2 separate regions of the Homo sapiens genome follow, and region 1 is linked to region 2. Evidence: chromatin loops called from intact Hi-C (ENCODE). Cell type or tissue: prostate gland. All regions are shown on one strand. Each heading gives the region's core, and the rest is flanking DNA. Links, peaks and the distances in the headings are about the cores only. Region 1 has its middle 20 kb from the start of STMND1. Region 2 has its middle 89 kb from the start of STMND1.

Region 1 (5,386 bases), core at 217-5,216, 69 kb before region 2:
AAGGTATAGGCTAGAGATTCAATGTTAAGGATCATCAGCACAAAGCCCTTAGAATGGACGAGATTGCCTGGAAAAACAGCATAGAAAGAGAAGAAGAGAGGGCCAGCTACTCGGGAGACTGAGGCAGGAGAACTGCTTGAACCTGGGAGGTCAAGAAGGGAACAGAGACATGCAAAGGTGAAGGAGCTGCCTGATGTGTAAAAGAAAAACTAGGAGAATGTGGTTTCATGGAAGCCAAGAACAGATCTTTCACAAAGGAGGAGTCGTCGTCTGTGTCAAAAGTTGCTGAGTGATTATCTAAGATAAGGCCTGGAAAGGAGAATTGAATAAAGCAATGTAGAAGCCATTGGTTACCTTCCCAAGAGCACTTTCAGTTATGTGGTGGAAGTGGGAGCCAGATGAGAGGGTTCGAAGAGGAAATAGGCACACAGTACTCAAAAATAAATCACAGGTGGATTCAGGACTTATTTACAAATAAATGGAAGAATGTTTTCATGATTTTAGAGTAAGAAACAACTTCTGAATACATAAGAAAAGGACAAATCATAAAGCTAAGACTGATGAATTTGCCTACTTTTATATTAAGAATTTTGGTTTCTATTCAGTAGCACAATAGGGTGACTATAGTTAACAATAATTTGGCTGGGTGTGGTGACTCATGTGTAATCTCAGCACTTTGGGAGGCCGAGGTGGGCAGATCACTTGAGGTCAGGAGTTCGAGACGAGCCTGGCCCACCTGGGGAAACCTCATCTCTACAAAAACTGCAAAAATTACCTGGGCATGGTGGCATGCACCTGTAGTCCCAGCTACTTGGGAGACTGAGGCAGGAGGATCACTTGAGCCCAGGAGGTGGTGGTTGCAGTGAGCTGAGATCATGCTACTGCACTCCAGCCTGGATGACAGAGTGAGACCCTGTCTCAAAATAATAATAATAATAATAACTTCTCTATATTTAAAAATAACTAAAAGAGTAAAATTGGAATATTCCTAACACAAAGAAATGAAAAATGTTTGAGGAGATAGATACCCCAATTACTTCGATTTGATCCTTACATGTCGTACGCCTGCATCAAAATATCACATGTACCCCATAAATATATACAACTATTATGTACCCATAGTAATTAAAACTTTAAAAATAAAATTTTAAAGAAAGAATTTCTTTTTTATAAAGAAAGTGAAACACACAAGTTGATAATATGTATATTGGTGATCCTGCTATTCTACATCTCAGGATGGAAAGAAAATCTTGCCTGTATTCCTTGGAGACATGTATAAGGACGTTCATAGTAAATTGCTTAGAATGGCAAAAATGTAGAAAGAGTTCAAGTGACCAATCTCGAGAATTGATATGTAAATTGTGGTATAATTATTGAACCAAATGTTACGCAACAACACAACATGTAATTAAAGTAAATGAACCACATGGCTGCCTCTTACACATATAACATTGAACAAAAAATTCAATGTGCAGAAGATTACATGCTGTGTGTTCAGTTCCATAGAGTCCAAGAATATTATTTTAAAATATGACCATAAATATCCAAAGAGAAAGCTAAAAAAATGGAAAGTATTTGCCCTTGGTCAGCAGACTTGGACTTAGAGAGTAAGTAAGGGGACTATATTTTCAATAAATACTTTGTAGTAATATTTGAATTTTAAAAAATATATACATGGATTTTTAAAATACAAATGTGTGTATATATATGTATATATATATGTGTGTATATATATGTATATATATATGTGTGTGTGTGTGTATATATATATTTTGATTGTTTGTTTGAGGCAGGGTCTCACTGTTGCCCAGACTGGAGTGCAGTGGTACCATCACAGCTCACTGCAGACTCAAACTCCTGGGCTCAAGTTATCCTGCCTCAGACTTCCTTGTAGCTGGGATTATTGGTATGTACCACCACACTCGGCTAATTGTTAATGTTTTTGTAGAGATGGGGTCTTACTCTGTTGCCCAGGCTGGTCTTGAACTCAGCCTCAAGTGATCCTCCTCCTCAGCCTCCCGAAGTGTTGGGATTACAGGCGTGAGCCACTGTGCTTGGCCAGAAATAATTTTAAAAGTGAAGGGAGGTGAGGAAATGGAGGCTACATGAGGGACAGCTCTGAACAACTTTTAAAAATTTTAGATGACAATAATGAATTTTAAACATTTTTATTTAGAAACCAAGAATACATATAAAAGGGATTCAACCACAAAGGTCAAATAGATTTTTACAGTAAATCAGAATATTTTCAACGGGGGATGTTCTGATGACAAGATGTGGTTCCAGGATCTCCCCCAAATTCCTGGGCAAGCAACCTGTTTGCTCCTTTTTGCAGAGAGGGATACCCATGTGACAAAGTTTGGGAACTAATGACTTAGGCTATGGTGGGTGTGAGACTCACAAAGAAACCAAGCAGAGAATAGGAACCACATTTTTGGACTCCAAAGCATGTGATTTTTCTACCTTCCCACATAACATCTAACTCTTAAAGATTGCTCATTTCTGTGTTAGAATGTTCTATTAAAGCTACACTGTAAATGGTGTATACAATAATCAGGTATTTATTTTATCTAACAGACAATGGTGAATATGGCTCCGGAATTCTGACTATAAATAGAATCTTATTAAAGCCCGTGGCAATCTCTGCTCACCATTTGGCTGGTGGACTACTCCACTATTTTAGTCCTTTCTTTTGGTAAAATGCAGAGCTGTATAAATTGGACTGAAAATTGTACTAATTCTGGATTCTGTTTAGGGAAATACATTTGCATCTATATCATCCTTTCTGTTTGACAGATGAGTAAAAGGAGTCACAGAGGTGTTGCTTGCTCGAGATCCTAAAACTCACAAGCAGAAGCTGCTAGTTTCCTATTCTGTCAGAGTAAATGGTGCTACTATTTTTGGTTCAGTGTTCTTTTCCATTTCTGGTTATCGTGATCAGAGAGAGACAAATTCTACTTTGTTTCTAAGATACTCTCTGATCTCTTTCAGGCAACTCGCAAGCCACATATTGTCACAGGAACTCCCACATAGTAGGTTCCTTTGGTGGTGGTGACAGGTGGGGGGATTATATGATAAGGCCCCATGTAACAAAATAAATATAAAATATTACTCCAGACTCTGTGTGAGAAAATACAATGAAATCTGTGGACTTAACCCTTCTTTAATAACTTGTCAAAATCTGTTATCTCCTCAATGCTCTGCCCTTTGAAAAGAACCAGAGGGGAACGAATCTCATGGTAATGAGTAACATTCATTGAAAAAGCATTTAAAGGGTGTTTAAAGGGATAAAGATTATCTGAAGCATTTAGAAAAAACTAAAAATTCCATCTATATGCTAAAAAGGGTAATATGAAAATAGAGTCTAATAACAAAGTAGTAATCAGATTAGGGAGGAATTTGCCATTGACAGGAAATAAGAGACTTGGAGCTGGTGCTATTGCCATCCTAGGAAGGGGTTGGGTTTCACGGGTACAAAGGAGGTGCACGAAACCCCTGCAGTGACTCAGAAGACAAAAAGCAATTTGGGAGACAGTTATAGATAGATCCAGAGTTTTACATTGTATTTTTCAACTGAAGGGGAGTATTTTATAATGCAGGGAATATGCGTAGAATGTTACCAATTTACTCTTCTCCGCATCACCTACCACTGATCTGTTACTAACTATCCCTAAGTGCGAATAAAAGAAAATGAGCAATAAACAGGATCTTCAGAATAGGATCTATCTTCACTTTATAAGTGCTTGAATTCAGCATGCTCTTTTATGCATCCCCATCTTCATCCAGCCATCTCCTCTGCCGCCAACATCCATCCTTTATCCTTCTCCAACTGGCCGACTCTTATTTGTCTTGCAAAAGTCAGCCATGACACTTTCTCCCTGAAACTTTCTTGAATAGTCAGGCTTTTCCTGTCAGTGCTTTTTTTTTTTTGGCACCTTTTGTCCTATTTTCAGGGTCACTGTATTGCCATTGATCATGTAAGTGTCTGAGTGTTCCCTAGACTGTGAACCCCTTGAGGGCAGGGGCTGTTCTTCATCTATTTTCCCAGAGCCTCCACCCAAACATGTTTCAATATTAATATCTGCCAGTGGAGTCAACAGTGTCTGGAAGAGGAAGACTCAGGACATGCCTCTGTGAATGTGCCAAGGATTTACAAACACACCCTGGTCAACCTCATCATGAAAATTTAAGTAAGCAAAAGATTTCCCAGCTTGTGCTGGTACCTTACCAATTTTGAGAACACCCTCATTGTGGTTCATTGCATTTCAGCATAGACAAAAGACCTTAGAAACTGGGATAATTTGTTGCCAGGAAATTTTATTTCAATGAAAAGAAATGAGTCCAGAGTCGCTAAGGTACTGCCCTGCATTGCAACCCTTCCTACGCTGTTACCCCACTTTGCATCCATCCTTGCTGCTCCACTTCCTCATCTCTCCTCACACCATTGTTATCCTTTCTTCTGTTGTTCAACTCTCTCCAGCCATGGCCTCCACAGTAGGCTCTGGAATCACTGTTGGGGTCTCTAGATAGTCAAGGTGGCTTCCTTACCCTTGCTGATACTCCAGTGAAATTGTCGTCTGTGGACACCTCCTGCACAGCACCTTTTGCAACATTTCTATCTGGGAGAGACTTTTGCTGTCTCTTCCTTTGATTGGCGATGCCAAGCAGTTGCACAGTATCCCAGTGGTGCACTGGGGGATTGTATTATAGCTTGGAGGTTAAGTGTAAGGTCTCCAGTTAGACTGTCTTTATTTAAATCTACTACTTCCATTCACTAGCTGTGATACCTTGGATAAGCTAATTGTCTTAGATAGAGTTGCTATCTAAGTGGCTTGAACTTAGCTGCTACCTAAGTGGGTGGCTTGAACAATAGATATTTATTTAGCACAGTTCTGGCGTCTGGAAGTCCAATATCAAGGTGCCAGTTGATTTAGTTCCTGGTGCGAGATCTCTTTCTGGCTTGTGGACAGCTGTCCTGTCAATGTATCCTCACATGGCAGAGAGAGATCATCTGTCTTGTGTCTCTTTTTCTTCTTTTTTTTTAAGTTATACTTTAAGTTCTGGGATACATGTGCAGAACATGCAGGTTTGTTACATAGGTATGCATGTGCCATGGTGGTTTGCTGCACCCATCAACCCGTCATCTACATTAGGTATTTCTCCTAATGCTATCCCTCCCCTTGCCCCCCCACCCCTCAACAGGCCCCAGTGTGTGACGTTCCCCTCCCTGTGTCCACATGTTCTTGTTGTTCAACTCCCCCTTATGAGGGAGAACATGCGGTGTTTGGTTTTCTGTTCTTGTGTTAGTTTGCTGAGAATGATGGTTTCCAGCCTCATCCATGTCGCTGCAAAGGACATGAACTCATTATTTTTTATGGCTGCATAG
Region 2 (5,386 bases), core at 54-5,053:
TTAAAAATCTGTAGTTTCACTCCTAAGGCCTTTGAAACCACAAACCCACAGGGAGAAATGAGTAACTCCAGACAAGCTGCCTTGAGAGCTGTATCATTTATCACTTAAGTCTGAAGGAAAAAACTAAACCCATCCAAACAACAAACGGAAGAAACTGGACATACTGCTTTTAACACACGTGGGGAGGGTCTGTGGTTTCATTATTGAAGTCAGTGAGACCAAGAGTCCACCAATTCTGGTCAGACCTACAGTGAGTAGAGATCGTGTCTTTGCATTCCCGTTTGGGCTATGGCGCCAGATTGTCCAGAAGGAAAAAAAAGATGTTGTGATGCTTGTAGTTGCAGTGCAGTGGGAGACTATGGCAAGCGGATTGTGAGGTCAGGAGTTTGAGCCCAGCATGGTCAATACGGTGAAACCGTGTGTCAAATGAAAATACAGAAATTAGCTGGGTGGAGTGGTATGTGCCTGTAGTCCCAACTACTTGAGAGGCAGGTGAATTGCTTGAGGTTGGGAGGTGGAGGTTGCAGTGAGCTGAGATTACCATTGCACTCCAGCCTGGGCAACAGAGTGAGACTCCGTCTCAAAAAAAAAAAAAGTGTGAAGTTCTGAGGGTTTGATGTACAGCATGAATGGTGATACATTACTTCATTTGATTGTGGCAATCCTTGCACAATGCATATATGTCAAATAATTATGTTGTACACCTTAAATATGTTCAATTTTTGACAATTTTTTTTAAGCTTTGACATTAAAGAAAAAGTATGAAAAGGTGTCATCAGGGTTGTATTCCTTCTGGAGAATCTGCTTGCTTAACTTTGCTGGCTTATAGCAGCTTCCTGCACTTCACGGCCTTTTTTTTTTTTTTTTTTTTTTTTTTTTTTTGAGATAGGATGTCACACTGTTGCCTGGGTTGGAGTGCGGAGTGGAACCATCTCAGCTCAGTGCAATCTCTGCCTTCCGGGTTCAAGCAATTCTCCCACCTCAGACTCCCAAGTAGCTGAGATTATAGGTGCATTGCACCGCAACCAGCTAAGTTTTTGTATTTTTGGTGGAGACAGTTTCACTATGTTGCTCAGGCTGGTCTCAAACTCTTGAGCTTGAACGATCTGCCTGCCTTGGCCTCCCAAAGCATTTTCTTCCATCTTCTAAGCCACCAACATGACATCTTCAAATCTCTGTTGCCATCCTCGCATTTCCTTTTCTGACTCTGACCCTCCTGCGCCCTCTTAGAGGAACTCTTGTGATTTCATTATGCCCTTGGAGAACCCAAAATCTCAAGATCCTTAATCACATTCACAAAGTACCTTTTGTGATATAAGGTAACATTCACAGGTTCTGGGGACTGGGACATGGACATCTTCGGAGGGTCATCATTGACCTTTCCGTTTGTACCATAAGTACAAAGGGAAACAGTGTCACATAATAATTTCCTGTATGGCCAACTTTTTCTTGCCAATAGAAGGAAAGGAATTTGCTGATGCTGGTGTGAGTTCTTATTCTAACTCGCTAGATGTCATTCCAAATGCCTTTATCATTTTAAATACCAAATATATATGGCATTCCGAATGATGAGTAACAGGAGACTATAAATAGGCCTCAAAGGCTGGAAAGTCTTAACAACAGAGCAGGAAAGTCTAAAATTACTTAAAAATTATTAAAGTGCAGTCCCTTTGCTTAATTTTTTAAAAGTGTTAGGCCTTAGATGCTTAGGATAAAAAGCCATCACCATCTTGATATTCTCTCTACTTAAAGGAAATCCATGTCTTTTAAAATCAATGTCTTTAAAACCACTCATTCTTCATTAAATTGTTGATTTAACCAATCAGTGTCTACTGAGCACTCACAATGTGCTAGGCACTGCAGTGGGCACTGGGCATAATATTGACCAAAATCAATATGATTTCCGCCCTTATAAGCTTACAGTCTCGTGGGAGATAGGAAAAGCAAGGAAATTATTAGCACACTGTGCAATAAGCGTGTGATAGGAATGATTCTCACTGCCGTCCAGTTATACCCCAGTCTTAGTGCTGGGCACTGTCCCTTCCATTCCACCATTTCATTCCTGGGTGTCAGGGTCCCATCACCTTCTGTTGGAGGAAAAACTTAGGAGTATTCCAAGCGCTTGATAAATGGAAGGGAGCAGCAACCCACACATTTCAATGAGAAAGCAACAATTTACGTATTATAATGGAAACTGTCAAGGAGAAGATGCACCCTTTTGGGGTACTGTGTGGTATGCCCTAGAATGGCAATGAATGGTTAGCAGGCATTGGTTGGGCTTTAACATGAATCCTGGTGTTGTTCACTATACAGTTAGCGATTCTGATGCTTGCCCCACTGCTGTGTGTTTGTCCTGCTAGGTTGGCCTCTCATTCCCACTCCCACCTCCTCTAAGGCCATGCACTTCCCTCCCCCATCACGTTCCTGCTCCTCCACCCAATCTCCACTTACACGCAGGGTAGGGAGGGGAGGCTTCATTTTCTTTCATCCTCTTTCTTCTGTTATTTTTACGGTCTAAACTCTGTTCTCTGATTCCCTCAGGACATATCTTCAGATATTCAAAATCCTGTTTAGAAGTTTTTAAAAAAAGAAACACTGAACATTGACTGTTTCCTGCTTTTTAAATTCCTGCTTTAACAATCCTCCTTCTCCTCCAGGCAAAGTAGATGCCTCTGACAACGGAAAAGTCACGCAAGCACAAGGATGCTGGGAAAAGCAAAGCACAAAGGCTTATGTTTGGAGATATTATCAGGCGCTTACTGTTATGACAGGGGAAGTTCAGGATGCAAAGGGGCCAGAGGCACCGTCTCCAATCAGATCCCACAGGGCCTTGTAAGGAATGCTAAGAGAGCTGGTCTTCGCTGCGAGAGCGGTACAGAGCCACCTAATGGTCTTGAGCAGGGAGGTGTCAGGATCAGATTTTCAAGTTAGAATATCAGTTTGGTAGCAGTGTGGAGAACAAGGAGAGAAAAGACTCAGGGTACGGAGAGCAGCAAGAACACAGATGCATACTTGAAGTGAGAAATGAGCGTGGCTTGCACTGGGATAATAGAGCGGGTTTGGAAGGGACTGGATGCTTTTGTGAGACATTTAGGAAGTCCAGTGGGCAAAGCTTAGTGGCTGGTTGAATGTGGGACATGGAGAAAGAAGAGGGGTCAAGGATGATTTCCCGGCGATTCCTTGAGAATGACTGAACTTCTTATTTATGTGAGACAAGGAGCATGGGAAGATGAGCAGGTGGGGTGGAGGAGGGGAGCCAAGAGAGTGAGTCCAGCTTGAGGCGTGTTGAATCTGGACACTCAAGTGGAGAAGTTAAATAGGCAGTTGGATATCAGATCTGGGGCTCAGAAATGAAGTTTGGGCTGAAAATAGAGACTTGGGATTCATCAGGGTAAAGCTGATAATTACAGCTACGAGCAAGATTGAGAATATTTAGGGAAATATTTTGAAAATGAGGGCATATAAGGGGACCAAGTCAGGACCTTGAAGAATATTGGTATTTTAAAGATAGAGAGGGAAACAAGTCTGCCAGGGAACCTAAAATGGAACTGTAGGCAGAGAACCAGGAGAGTGGCACGTTGCAGACTGTAAGGAAAAATGTGTGTGTGTGTGTTTGTGTCGTTTAAATGGGTATGGTAAACAACAACAAAAGCTGTGGAGAAGTCAGGAAGGAAAGAATATTATGTACCAGCAAGGTTATTAAGCAGTTTCAGAACCTTAGTGGGGCAGAAATCAAATCACGGTGGTTTACAAACTGAAGGGGATTTAAGAAAATGAGATCATTGATCATTAGAGAAATGCAAATCAAAACCGCAATAAGATACCATCTCACACCAGTCAGAATGGCTATTACTAAAAAGTAAAAAAATAACAGATGCTGGTGAGGTGTGATGGCTCATGCCTGTAATCCCAGCACTTTGGGAGACTGAGGTGGCCAGATCACTTGAGGTCAGGAGTTGGAGACCAGCCTGGCCAGCATGGTGAAAACTCGTCTCTACTGAAAATACAAAAATTAGCCAGGCATAGTGGCACATGCCTGTAGTCACAGTTACTCGGGAGGCTGAGTCAGGAGAATCGCTTGAATCCGGGAGGCGGGCATTGCAGTGAGCCAAGACTGCCTCACTGCACTCCAGCCTGGGCAACAGAACGAGACTCCATCTCAAAACAAAACAAAAACAAACAAACAAAACAGATGCTGGTGAAGTTGTGGAGAAAAGGGAAGACTTAAACACTTTTGGTGGGAATGTAAATTAGTGCAACAGTTGTGGAAAGCAATGTAAGCAGCATGGCGATTCCTCAAGGAGCTAAAAGCAGAACTAAATTCCACCCAGCAAACCTATTACTGGGTCTATACCCAGAGGAATATAAATCATTCTACCATAAAGACACATGCATGCGAACATTGATTGCAACACTTCACAAGAGCAGAGACATGAAATCAACCTAAATGTCCATCAATGACAAATTGGATAAAGAAAATGTGGTACATATATATACCATGAAATACTATACAGCCATAAAAATGAAGAAGATCATGCTTCTGTGGGAACATGGATGGAGCTGGAGGCCATTATCCTTAGCAAATTAATGCAGGAACAGAAAACCGAATACCTCATGTTCTCACTTATAAGCGGGGGCTAAATGATGAGAACGCATGAACACAAAGAAGGGAACAGCAGACACTGGCGTCTACTTGAGGGTGGAGAGTGGGAGGAGGGAGAGGAGCAGAAAAGATAACTATTAGGTACTAGATTTAGTACCTGGATGATGAAATAAACTGTACAACAAACTCCCATGACATGAGTTCACCTATGTAACAAACCTTTACATGTACCCCCCAACCTAAAAGTTTTTTTAAAAAAGAAAGAAAATGGGATCAGTGAGGGGAGACAGATTTTTCCAGAAGTATGGCTGAAAACAGAAGGCAAGAGTCGGAGGGCAGGGGTGGGGTGTATAATTTAAAGTGGAAGGAACAAATATTTCTAAATGCTATTAGAATTTGAAAAAATCAATGGGCATTTCTAAGCTAAACAAATTTCAGATTATACTTTTCCCAACTATTAAATATCCAAAATAATTTGATTCATGAGTAAATTATGTAGCTAAGTTAAATAAAACCTTTCTTTTGACTGAAATAGCCAGAAAATAAAATGAAGTTAACTATGAGGTGTTTTTTAATTGGTCTAGTAATTTTGAATATATTATGTGTTAAAAGAATGAGACAGTATCATTTCAAAGAATTCTTTCTGTTAAGATGTAATATGAAAATATCTAACATTCTTGATTTTGCTTTCTAATTGTTCTTGTATTGATATATGTATGTATATCATATGTACAACATAACATATATGTATATGTTATGACATTTGTACATACTTATGGGTTA

The links. Peaks named below come from ENCODE experiments on the same cell type or tissue, not always from the same donor. Only the 100,000 strongest peaks of a DNase experiment are listed, where the experiment ranks them.
Region 1: it touches region 2 in a loop (4-fold over the local background); 15 of 110 quality-filtered maps call a loop at or near these places.

Annotation. Positions count from the first base shown.
Region 1 is chr6:17,079,563-17,084,948 of GRCh38, reverse strand. No RefSeq gene overlaps it. Among named protein-coding and RNA genes, the nearest start is that of STMND1, 20 kb to the left of the region's middle. In prostate gland, for the core only: no CTCF peak of the experiment used is centred there; no DNase peak of the experiment used is centred there.
Region 2 is chr6:17,010,043-17,015,428 of GRCh38, reverse strand. No RefSeq gene overlaps it. Among named protein-coding and RNA genes, the nearest start is that of STMND1, 89 kb to the left of the region's middle. In prostate gland, for the core only: no CTCF peak of the experiment used is centred there; a DNase peak (open chromatin) is centred at 2,798; H3K27ac peaks cover 1,042 bases.